Regions from separate parts of the Homo sapiens genome. Here region 2 is linked to region 1. Evidence: chromatin loops called from intact Hi-C (ENCODE). Cell type or tissue: right lobe of liver. All regions are shown on one strand. Each heading gives the region's core, and the rest is flanking DNA. Links, peaks and the distances in the headings are about the cores only. Region 1 overlaps FMOD (fibromodulin). Region 2 holds the start of OPTC (opticin).

Region 1 (5,372 bases), core at 130-5,129:
ATTTGGGGGTTGTTTGAACAGAGAATTTGTTTGCGGGACCTTAGGAAACTGCACTAATTTTATTTTCTGACAAGCGTCTGGAAGAGGTGGTCCACCTCCCATTTGAGTGGCAGATGTGGTTCTGCATGAAGGCAGAACGATGATAAAAGGTTGTGATGAAGCCTTTTCCATCCCAACTTTCTCTGATTGTATGGGTAGGTGCTAATAGATTCTTTCCCATGACAGCTGTTCTTTGCTGTCACAGTTTCAGGGTCAAACTTGGATGAAGCACAGCATACGTGTGACATTTCTGATGTGACTGCTCCTGGATTCAGAGTGTGTGGCAGGTAAGTAGTGGTAACTGCTGGTGTGATGATAGACAGCCACAAGGAAATGTCAAACGTCTGCAGCTTGCAACATCTTCAAGATGTCTTGGCTGGGCGCGGTGGCTCATGCCTGTAATCCCAGCACTTTGGGAGGCCGAGGCAGGCAGATCACGAGGTCAGGAGATCAAGACCGTCCTGGCTAACACGGTGAAACCCCGTCTCTACTAAAAATATAAAAAGTTGGCCGAGCGTGGTGGCAGGCGCCTGTAGTCGCAGCTACTCAAGAGGCTGAGGCAGGAGAATGGCGTGAACCCAGGAGGCGGAGTTTGCAGTGAGCTGAGATCATGCCACTGCACTCCGGCCTGGGTGACAGAGCGAGACTCTGTCTCAAAAAAAAAAAAAAAGACGTCTTAGAGGACCCCTCAATCCCCACCTTGGGAATAAAAAGACCCCAAAGAAAGAGAGATTTTAATAAAAAAGAGTTTAGGCTGTACATGATGGTGTCAGGCACTTCAAACTAAAGGTGCCAGACAGATGCCTCTTTGCCTTGCCCACCCGACTGTCAACTCCCAAATTGCCCTCTGGGGCTGGTGCCTCTCTCACTCAGAGGGCTGCCCAGCTTGTTAACATCTTGCTCAATGACTGATCTGTTCCCTGAGCACAGGGGAGAAAGGAATGAGAGGGAGAGGGTGACGACTCTGTTCTTCTCAGCGCTTTGATGGTGCGGTTCTATCTCAGCAGGCTCCACTTCAAAGCCCTTTGCCAGTGGTCGTTAATGAGTCCTCCCTTCTCCAGATGGAAGAGGACTTTGCTGACAGGAAGGGAGGTCAAGTGCTGGCTCAGTACCTTCCAGCTGGGATTAAGACATCAGAAGCCCTGGGGTAATGTAAGCATGTTCTGAATACTAGATCCTAAGACTAAAGGGAGCTGAAAATCAGCTAGATAATTCCATCTGAAATGAATATTTCTTAGAGTCAGGGAGGCAGCCTTTTTTTTTTTCCTTTGGGCATTGCAAGGAAGTGCTTATGAAACAGGAAGCCCAGTGTCCTAGGCTTGGTGGTAGTCAGGCTCATGTTACCCTAGGAAGGATATCTGCCCTGCCACCAGGGGGTCCTTGTACTCCAGGAAGAACTGACCAGAACAAGTGCCGCATTCAGCTCTGAGAATAAACACCAAAACACAAGACCAGGCTGTAGACGCAAGAGTAGTTCAAGTGGAAAAAGAGAGCTCATCCTCTTCTGGGACAGTGAGTAAGTGCAGGGCTTCAACCCACCATTCTCCTGAAACAGACTTTAGAAGCTAAACTTAAATCTCCCTCCCTTTGAAGTATTCCCTCCTAAACTTCTCCGAACTCATCTCTTACTGCTCCCTGACACATGACCCCTTCATCTCAGACACGTGACATTTCCCAGCTGTCCCCTACATCGACAGGTGACCTGTGAAAATGACTGGCTCCTTTGTGGCAAGCCTCTGTCCCAGAATGTCTCCATCCTGCATACCCCCAACCCATGCCCACTTATCTCTCAAGACCTGGAATGAAACTTACCTCTCCTGGAAAGTCTTCTTCTGTACCAACCCACTCCCCACTGAATTGTCTTAGCACTGCTATTTAGTATAAGTGTATTCTCTTTTGTACAGGGGTATGGCTTGGTTGTCAGGTTGCTTCATTTGTGCTGTCTGGTTCCCCTATTTCTATTTCTTTTGTTTTGCCACTAGCACTCAGAATAGTGTCTTTCAAGTGAAATAGACAGCCAGTCCCCGCCTCCCTTTGCCAAGGTCTCACCATTGATCCTATTGCCTTGGAGGTAGAGGTTCTCCAGGTTGGTGTTGACTGGGGGGATCTTCTGCAGCTGGTTGTAGGAGAGGTCTAGCTCAAGGAGGCTGCTGGAATTGAAGGTGTTGGAGGCCAGGCCATTGTTGGTTAGACTGTTGTGGGACAGCCGCACATACAGCAGCTTGGGCGCCCCCCGGAAGTAGCTATCGGGGACGGTGTAGACATTGTTGTGCTCCATGTACAGCTGCTCAAGAGCTGAGGGCAGCCCATCAGGCACCTTCCGAAGGTGGTTATAACTCAGGTCCAGCAAGATCAGTGACCGGAGGCCCCTCATGGAACTGCCCACTTCCTGGATCTCATTGTGTTGGAGGTACAAGGCCGTGAGGTTCTCCAGCCCCTCCAGAGCATTGTTGGGGACCCGTGAGATCTGGTTGTGGTCGAGATGGAGCTCTCTCAGGGATCGAGGCAGGGGACCGGGCATCCGGGTCAGGTTGTTGTGGTCCAGGTACAGCCTCTCCAGGTGCCTCAGCTTGGAGAAGACCTTCCTGCCCACCTTATCACTGGTGATCTGGTTGCCGTGGAGAGCAATCCAGAGCAGCCCTGTGGCATTGTCAAAGACGCCTTCCTGGATGGAGGTGATCTGGTTGTTCTGGAAGTACACATACTTCATGCGGGAGGGAACGAAGGGCAGGTACTTGAGGTTGCGATTGTCACAGTACATGGCCGTGGGGAAGTTGGGTGGGCAGTCGCACTCCTGGGGGCAGTCGCGGGGATCTGGAGGGGATGGAGAGCCGTAGGTGTAGGCTGGCCCTTCATCCACCCCATAGGGGTAAGGCTCGTAGGTCTCATACGGGTAAGGGTCATAGGGATCGTAGTAGGTGGACTGCTGGCTGCGGAGGTAGTGGAACCACCAATGAGGGTCATCTTCATACTGGGCCTGGGAGAGGGAGAAGAGCCCTGCCAGCAGCAGGAGGGAGGTCCACTGCATTTTGTCTCTGCAAGAAGCGGGAGAGAACAGAGCAAGCCAGCATGAGTGAGACTCCACAGAGGCAGTGAGGCAGAGTAGGCAAGCCTTAGGCTTTGAGCTATGCAGAGCTGACTTCCATGTCAAACATCTGAGAGCAGGAGCCTTGCTCTCATTTCTTCGGTGCCTCCTCCCAGTCTGGTTCTGCACTTGGTCCAGCCGGACCATGGCTATTTGGGGTGAGCTAAGTGCATTTTCCCCTGGTCATAGAGTCACAGACAGAATGTCTTTGAATGGGAACAGCTGCATTTTTTTTTTGGAGGGGCAGATTCTTAGGAGCCTCTAGCACTCTGAAAGTCCTGTGGGAAAGCTGAAAAGCCCACAGCAATCCCTGTGTTTGTGGTGTGGTGGTAAGGATGGTAGTGGGATGCTCTTCAGATCTGAACCCAAATCCAGTTTGGATGTTCCGGGGAAATAGTATTTTTCTAAGAGTCCAAGGAGAAAGCCCTAGGATGGGAGACCTCCAGAAGCCGCTTGACGCATCGAAGGGGAAGAGCTGAACTACATCTGGAAAATCTTTTGGTCTCTTGGGCAGGCTGGGAGTTTTTGGTCTTGAGTGTTTGGGGAGGAGTGTGGTCCCTCTGCAGCCACCACAAGGCTCAGGTTGCCCTCCAAAGTGCCATCATCTGTAACAGTCTGCTGAGTGAGGAAACTCACTGGTTAGCAGTTTGTGGCTACACATGCAACTTGGCTGGGACAGGGTCTTCATGCAGCAGTTACAAATCCTTTCCAGACTGAGGACCCTGGCACTGGGTGTGGCACTTGCCTTCTAAAGCAGGTACTCAGTGTGTGAAGTCTGAGTTAATCTGCTTCTCTCTTCCATGGTGCCTAGTAAGGTGTTAGCACTCCTCATGCTCCACCATGGGCATCATGCAAGAGCCATGTGGGGCCAAGAGAAATGAATGAGGGACACCAAAAGAATAGCTAGAGATTGGAAACTCTTGTGTATGCTCAAGGGAAAGCAGCTTGAGGTAGGACCCTGACATTCTCCTCTCCTTTCCCAAGCTACCTGCTCCCAGCGATGACACCTAGATGACCAGGCTCTGTGTCTAGGTCCCCACATTGCTGGAAACCTGTTGCTTTTGAACCTGTTGTGCTAATGAGATAGGAACAGGGCAGACTGAAGAGGAAATGTGGGTCTGATGTCATCTGAGAGGGAAACTAAAGGTATGGAAGGTAAGAGACTAGGGGTGGCCTGGGTACCCTACCCTGGTTACCTATAGCCAATGCATGACATACTCCTGTGAGCAGTGGGCATCTTCCTGAGTGTCACCCTTGGACAGAGAAACCTTAGAATCTTTCTTGGCCTGGAAGAGTCACATACAGCCCTCACATTGCTGTTGGGCCTACTGGGGTTGGCAACTGTAAACAGAAGAAAGAAAGGAGTATAAAAGCCAACATCATCAGATCCAGTGAACTGATGGGAAAGACCCCAACTATGACACTCAACAGAGTTACCTCCTGACCACCATCCATCCCAGACCTCTCTGTCCCCTCAAAACAGTTTCCTTGGGCCCACTTCATCCCATCAGTTCCTAGGTTGCAGAGGAGCAGGCACCCTGGCTCATCCACAGGCAGCCTCAGGCCTCAGACAAAGAGCCACAGTGTTTTGGAGAAGCTGACCCAACTGCCCACTGCCTGGGCAAGCTGGCTGGTTCCTGGCTCTGGCCAGGAGAGAAGACGAATGGAGCGGCCCACTGCCAACAGAGCATTTTTCCATGCACAGCCCTGGGCTGTTGCAGGACCAAGGTGGCTGTCTGGAGGGCTGGCACAGTGAGCCTCTGTCTCCGTTTCTCCTTCTTTCAGACTGGGCACCTTGGCAGACAAGAGCCACCTTCCCCTTCAGACTCAGCTTTCTAGGGGCTGTGCACCCTGCCCACTTCAGCCTCTTCTTAGAGCCATGGGTGCTGAAAGGGTTTGATGGGGAGCTTATGCCTCTCCTTACCCCATCCCATCTCTTAGCAATGTTGCTTCAGGGTTGCATAGTCTTACACTGTTTCCCATAATGCTAGAGGCCCTCCTGTGCTCAGAGTTTCTGTAAGGTCGAAAGTTTCCAGGACTGCCACACTATCAGCTGGGGGAAGTTTACTCAGGAGCTACTGCTGTTCTTTCATTTCTCCACTCTAGAGAAAGATCTCTCCCTCCTATCAGTGGAGAAGGTCAAGCCAGAGGCCATCCCCTCACCTGGATTGCATCCCCACCCCAATCCACAGCTCCCTGGACATGGCCAGTTCTCAATGCTTCTTTTTATTCTCTCCTTTCCACTCCA
Region 2 (5,372 bases), core at 81-5,080, 140 kb after region 1:
AGGGGATTCAAGGTAAATAGGCTTTACAGGCTCCCCTCCTCCAAACACACACAGAATGGGCTGGTTTCTTTCAAGTTTAAAAAAAGCCCCCTTCTCCATGCACAAGTTCATTCCCTCCATGCTGTCGTCATCGACATATACAGGTGTGTACGTAGGTGTATGTGTGTACTCTGCACGTATATCTCTTCTGTCTTGAAGACCCTGTTAACTTTGTGAAATAACTTCCACATTTCAACACACTTCACAGTACAGGAAATAAAGTAATATGAAAAACACCCTGCGTGAACTCAACGGTGTGAACAGGTCAAGAATAACACTTCAAAGTCATCTTGCCAGCCAGGCGTGGTGGATCACGCCTGTAATCCCAGCACTCTGGGAGGCCAAAGCGGGCAGATCACCTGAGGTCAGGAGTTCAAGACCAGCCTGGCCAACATAGTGAAACCCCTTGTTTACTCAAAATACAAAAATTGGCTGGGTGCGGTGGTACATGCCTGTAGTCCCAGCTACTTGGGAGGCTGAGGCAGGAGAATTGCTTGAACCCTGGAGGCAGAAGTTGCAGTGAGCCGAGATCGCACCACTGCACTCCAGCCTAGGAGACAAAACGAGACTTCATTTAAAAAAAATAAAAATAAAAATAAAAATAAAGTCATCTTGCCACCCACCCCCTACCATTGAGCCACCATGCCCAGCCCCAAAGCCTCTTAATTGCTCTAACAAGATGAGTGGGGAAAAGATTATACTCTTAAGAAATTCCTACGAAAGCTATCCAAAAGCCTTTTCTTTCCTCTTTTCTTATTATTTTTAAATAGAGGCAGGGTCTCATTATGTTGCCCAGGCTGGTCTGGAACTCCTGGCCTCAAGTGATCCTCCCACCTTGGCCTCCCCAGAGTGCTGGGATTACACACGTGAGTCACCATGCCCAGCCCCAAAGCCATTTCTTGAAGAATTTCTCGCAAACTCACAACCCTCATGAAAAATTAATCCTCAGTTCCACGAGACTGCCCACCCACAGACAAAAAAATATATATATTCCTAAAGTCGGACCAGAAATCTGACAGCTGCCTTTGAAACCCAAAGCCTCGGGTTCTTTCAAGCTACATGTACTAAATTGTCGAAGGTCTCCCAGGAGCTCTGTACTGAGGCAGACACAGAAAGACACAAAACGGTCGTCTTTCCTGCCCAAGTAAAGCTTACAGACTAACTGGGGAGATGTAGTGTGCATACAAAACAGTAAAAGAGCCATCTCAAGGACAGAGAGCATAGACCAAGTCATCTGGAATGGTCTACATGCCATGCGGAAGTCCACCGAAGGGTTAGAACAGGGTGTCCCAGACTCTCTCTTCTGAGGGAAGGTTGGTTGCAAAAGTGGGATTCATGACCCTCCCAGGCTACACCATCTTCTTTAGAATGAGAACTGCCAGGTGACGCCCTCGCTGCTCCTACCTGGCTACTAAACATCGACTTCGGTTCACTTCACGGATGTTCAGTGGATATCGGTCACATGCCAGGTCCCCAGCTACGCATTCAAGGATGGATAATATACATAGCAGCACATCCTTGAGGAACTCATACCTTGGTAAAGGGAAAGAAATCCATGAATGGATACCTCTGTGTCCTAAGTGTTTGTAATAATGCTGTGTGTCAGGCCTCTGAGCCCAAGCTAAGCCATCATATCCCCTGTGACCTGCATGTGCACATCCAGACGGCTGGTTCCTACCTTAACTGATGATATTCCACCACAAAAGAAGTGAAAATGGCTGGTCCCTGCCTTAACTGATGACATTACCTTGTGAAATTCCTTCTCCTGGCTCATCCTGGCTCAAAAGCTCCCCCACTGAACACCTTGCAACCCCCACCCCTGGCCACCAGAGAACAACCCCCTTTGACTGTAATTTTCCATTACCTACCCACATCTTATAAAATGGCCCCATCCCTATCTCCCTTCGCTGACTCTTTTCGGACTCAGCCCGCCTGCACCCAGGTGAAATAAACAGCCTTGTTGCTCACACAAAGCCTGTTTGGTGGTCGCTTCACACAGACACGAGTGAAACTACTGTGTATGAACAGTATAAAGGAAAGGGCTTTTACCTCTACCTGAGGAAAACCAGAAAGACTCCTACCATGTGAGCTGGCTCTTAAGGGATAAATCAGATTTTGCCAGGTGGATGAAAGAAAAAAAGACGCCACCTGGACAGGAAACAGCATGAGTACAAAGGTAGGAAGGTGTGGAGTCTACCCTGTGGGGCTTGTGTGTCTGAAAAAGAGGAGAGGGTCATGTTCCGGTCATGGAGTGGAGTTATGTGGCTACAAGCCCTCAGCAGGGGATATACCCCTGTCATCCAAAACACAGGAGGGTTCCTGAACTTCCCCGCCTCTCTCTCCCTATCCATGAAAAGGGCAACAACAGGGTTGGCTGGTCAAACTTCTGTCCATACCACCTGCCGCCTCCGATTCATCAACACGCCTTTTGCCTCTCCTAATGAGAGATTAGGATTAGGACGCCTCCCCCGCCTCCTGCTTCCTTTGCCAGGCTCTTGGGGAGCTGGGCTGCCTGGAACAGCAGTCTGCGGGGTTAGCCGTTTCCCCCACCAGGTCACATGTACACATCCATGGACAGCCCCTAATATTCATGAGAACAAGAGTGTGTGACCTGTGAGCTTGGGAAAGCAAGAGGAGAAGTTGGGAGAGGGTCTAGGATGCGAGCCTGAGTCTGGATGTGGCTCCTGCAGGGAGTGGGGGGAGCAGGTGTGTATGCATTGGGGAGGAACGATGGTGGGGGTGTGGCAACCAAGCAGGGATGGCAGGAGCGTATGTCTCTGGGAAAGCAGGGAGGGAGAGTGGGAGCAGGCGGCAGGGAGAGTGAATGAACACTCGCATTTGCATTTCTCCCAGGAATAAATGTGTGGGGTGGGAGCGGGGAGATTGCCTAGGCTGGCTGTGGGGGTGGAGGGCCTCTGGCTGCAAAGCCCAGGCTGTGGAGAGAAGATGGAGGCATACAGCCCGCCAAATGTGCCATCTGCCTACTGGATGCCCTCCAGGATCCAGGGCTATCTTTCCCTCCACCCAGCAGAGCCTCTGATGGTGTCTTTTCCCAGGTGGGGGGCTGCCAGGGGTACAAGAACATGCTCTTCTCTGGTGACCAGGCTCTTGGGCTGAGGGAAGCCCCCTCTTGCACCAGCTGGAGCCCAGGAACACAGCAAGCCAAATGCTGCCCTCGAGGGCCAGGCTATTAGATCTGCCTCTTCACCTGGTGTGCCAGGGCAGAGATGAGTTCTGCCAAGCCATCTGCTCTGAGGGCCTGGAAACACACGGATTCAGGACTCCTGGGGAAGAAGGTGGAAATGGGGAGGGTCATATGAACTAAAGAAAACTCTCTGACCAGGGAGTCAAAAAATCTAGGCATTGGCCCTGGCTCTGTGTGACCTAGGGCAAGTCACGTCACCTCTTTGGGCCTCACTCTCCTCATCTATACCACAAGGACTTGGACTAGATCTTTAGGGGGCCTCACAGCTGGAATTCAGTATCTGGTTGGTGGAAAGGAGTAGGGAACAAGGAGAGTCACTGAGAAACCTGGGTGGGCGCCAGGGCACAGGCTGGCAGAAGCTGGGGAAGACTCCTTAGCCACCCCACCTCTGCCTTCAGCAAGGACTTGCTCGGCAGCCTGCTCGAGGCACCAAGGAAAGGGGAGTGTTTCCAGATGAATGCCGTTGGCCCTCTGTATCTGTGGGTTCCACATCCGTGGATTCAACCAACCACAGATTGAAAATATTCAGAAAAAAAAAAAATTCACAACGTTCCAAAAAGGAAAACTTGAATTTGCTGTGTGCCAGTACTATGTGGAATCCATGTGAATGGAGTGAGGTGTAAGCATTGTGTTTGGTGTTATAGGTAATCTAGAGATGATTTGAAGTACACAGGAGGATGTGCGTAGGTTATGTGCAAATTCACCATTTTATATAAAAGACCTCAGCATATGTGGATTTGGTATCCACTGGACGTGCAGAACCAATCCCCCATGGTTACTGAGGGACGACTGTACATCTCTGAGGGTGCGGGAGAGGATACTTCCCAGGCCCCCGAGACCCTACACAATGTCTACTGGTGTTTATGATCCTTTCTAGGGCCCACCTCCCAATTTCCATTTGGTTTCCTCCTAGCAGATTTAGAGAATTTCCCGTATCCTCATGATCATCATCTGTGAACTTGAAGTTGGCTTTCAAATCCGATCTCATCCCCCATACACCTTCTCTTTGAACTACCTAGGCCTGCAGCTCCTGTCTCTGGTGATTTTATTCAATTATGGTCTCTGTGCTGGCGCTCTAGGTGAGGGTGAAGTGCCTCATTTCCACCTATTTTTATCTTTGGATTCTGGCTATGAAGCTGAAGCCTTGTCACTCTCTGGCTGGAGAAAGAAGCTGCAAAGACAAGCTCTATCTCTCCATATCCCCCGACTCCAGCCTTCTCTGAGGACTCAGAATCTGAGGGATGGGGCCCCTTCCTTGCAGGGGATGGCACTCCCTGTTCCTCAAAGATGTGGCCTTATCAGGAGAGTGGACAAGGAAAAGAAAGAAGGAGCTGACAGAGTAAGAGGAGAGAGAGCAGGAGCTGGAGGTGGGGGGTGAAGCGGAAGGTGGGGGGAGAATTCTCTTTTGTCAAATACAGGAATGGGGCAGGGGACCCCCTGAGGAAAGAGGAGGGGAAACAGCTGGACATCAGAAGGAATGAGAAGTCTGATTGGTCGCAGGCCTGGCCAACTCCTTGCCCTCCCCCGGGCACCACTGTCTAACCCAAGCCCCAGTTCAGACAGCCTCCACCAGAGTCCCCACCTTTCTGGAAGCTGCAGGGCTCTCCATCCAGGATCCAGAAGCATTGAAGGGGTAAGGCTCAAGGTTGAGGCCTCTGGCCATCGGTGCGCAAATGAGGGCAAAGTGTTTGGCTGGGGCAGGGGATTGGGAAGGGAAAATGAAGAGAGTTTAGGCCTCTGGCCAAAGAAGTTGGACAAGACTTTTGGGTGGGCACTAAACTCTCTTAGAAAAATTTTTTTTGAGATTATGTAATTCGTTTGGGGTGAGGTATGGGAGGTAAGGTGAAGAAACACCTCTTGCTACTGCTAGAGGCTTGCCCCCTTGCCCAGCTAAAATTAAGAAAGGGTGGGGAGGTTAACTGGGCATGGTAACACACGCCTGTAGTCCCAGCTACTTGGGAGGCTGAGGCAGGAGGACTGCCTGAGCCCAGGAGGTTAAGGCTTCAGTGAGCTGAGATCATGCCATAACACTCCAGGCTGGGCAACAGAGTGACACCGTCTTAAAAATAGAAAATAAAATAAAAATTAAAAGATAAAAAAAATTTTAAAAGAAAGAAAGAGGGAGAGT

The links. Hi-C counts contacts between places; a loop is a spot of excess contacts. Peaks named below come from ENCODE experiments on the same cell type or tissue, not always from the same donor. Only the 100,000 strongest peaks of a DNase experiment are listed, where the experiment ranks them.
Region 2: a loop joins it to region 1, with 4 times the contacts of the local background. A loop is called at or near these places in 103 of 110 quality-filtered maps.

Annotation. Positions count from the first base shown.
Region 1 is chr1:203,345,204-203,350,575 of GRCh38, forward strand. It overlaps FMOD (fibromodulin), which reads right to left. Exons shown (of 3, transcript NM_002023.5): 2 at 2,089-3,074. The coding sequence starts at 3,067. Among named protein-coding and RNA genes, the nearest start is that of FMOD, 3.2 kb to the right of the region's middle. RefSeq lists an enhancer at 674-1,334. In right lobe of liver, for the core only: no CTCF peak of the experiment used is centred there; no DNase peak of the experiment used is centred there.
Region 2 is chr1:203,489,341-203,494,712 of GRCh38, forward strand. It overlaps PRELP (proline and arginine rich end leucine rich repeat protein), which reads left to right. Exons shown (of 3, transcript NM_002725.4): 3 at 1-2,012. It overlaps OPTC (opticin), which reads left to right and starts at 4,813. Exons shown (of 8, transcript NM_014359.4): 1 at 4,813-4,877. RefSeq lists an enhancer at 2,120-2,918 and a silencer at 4,306-4,534. In right lobe of liver, for the core only: no CTCF peak of the experiment used is centred there; no DNase peak of the experiment used is centred there.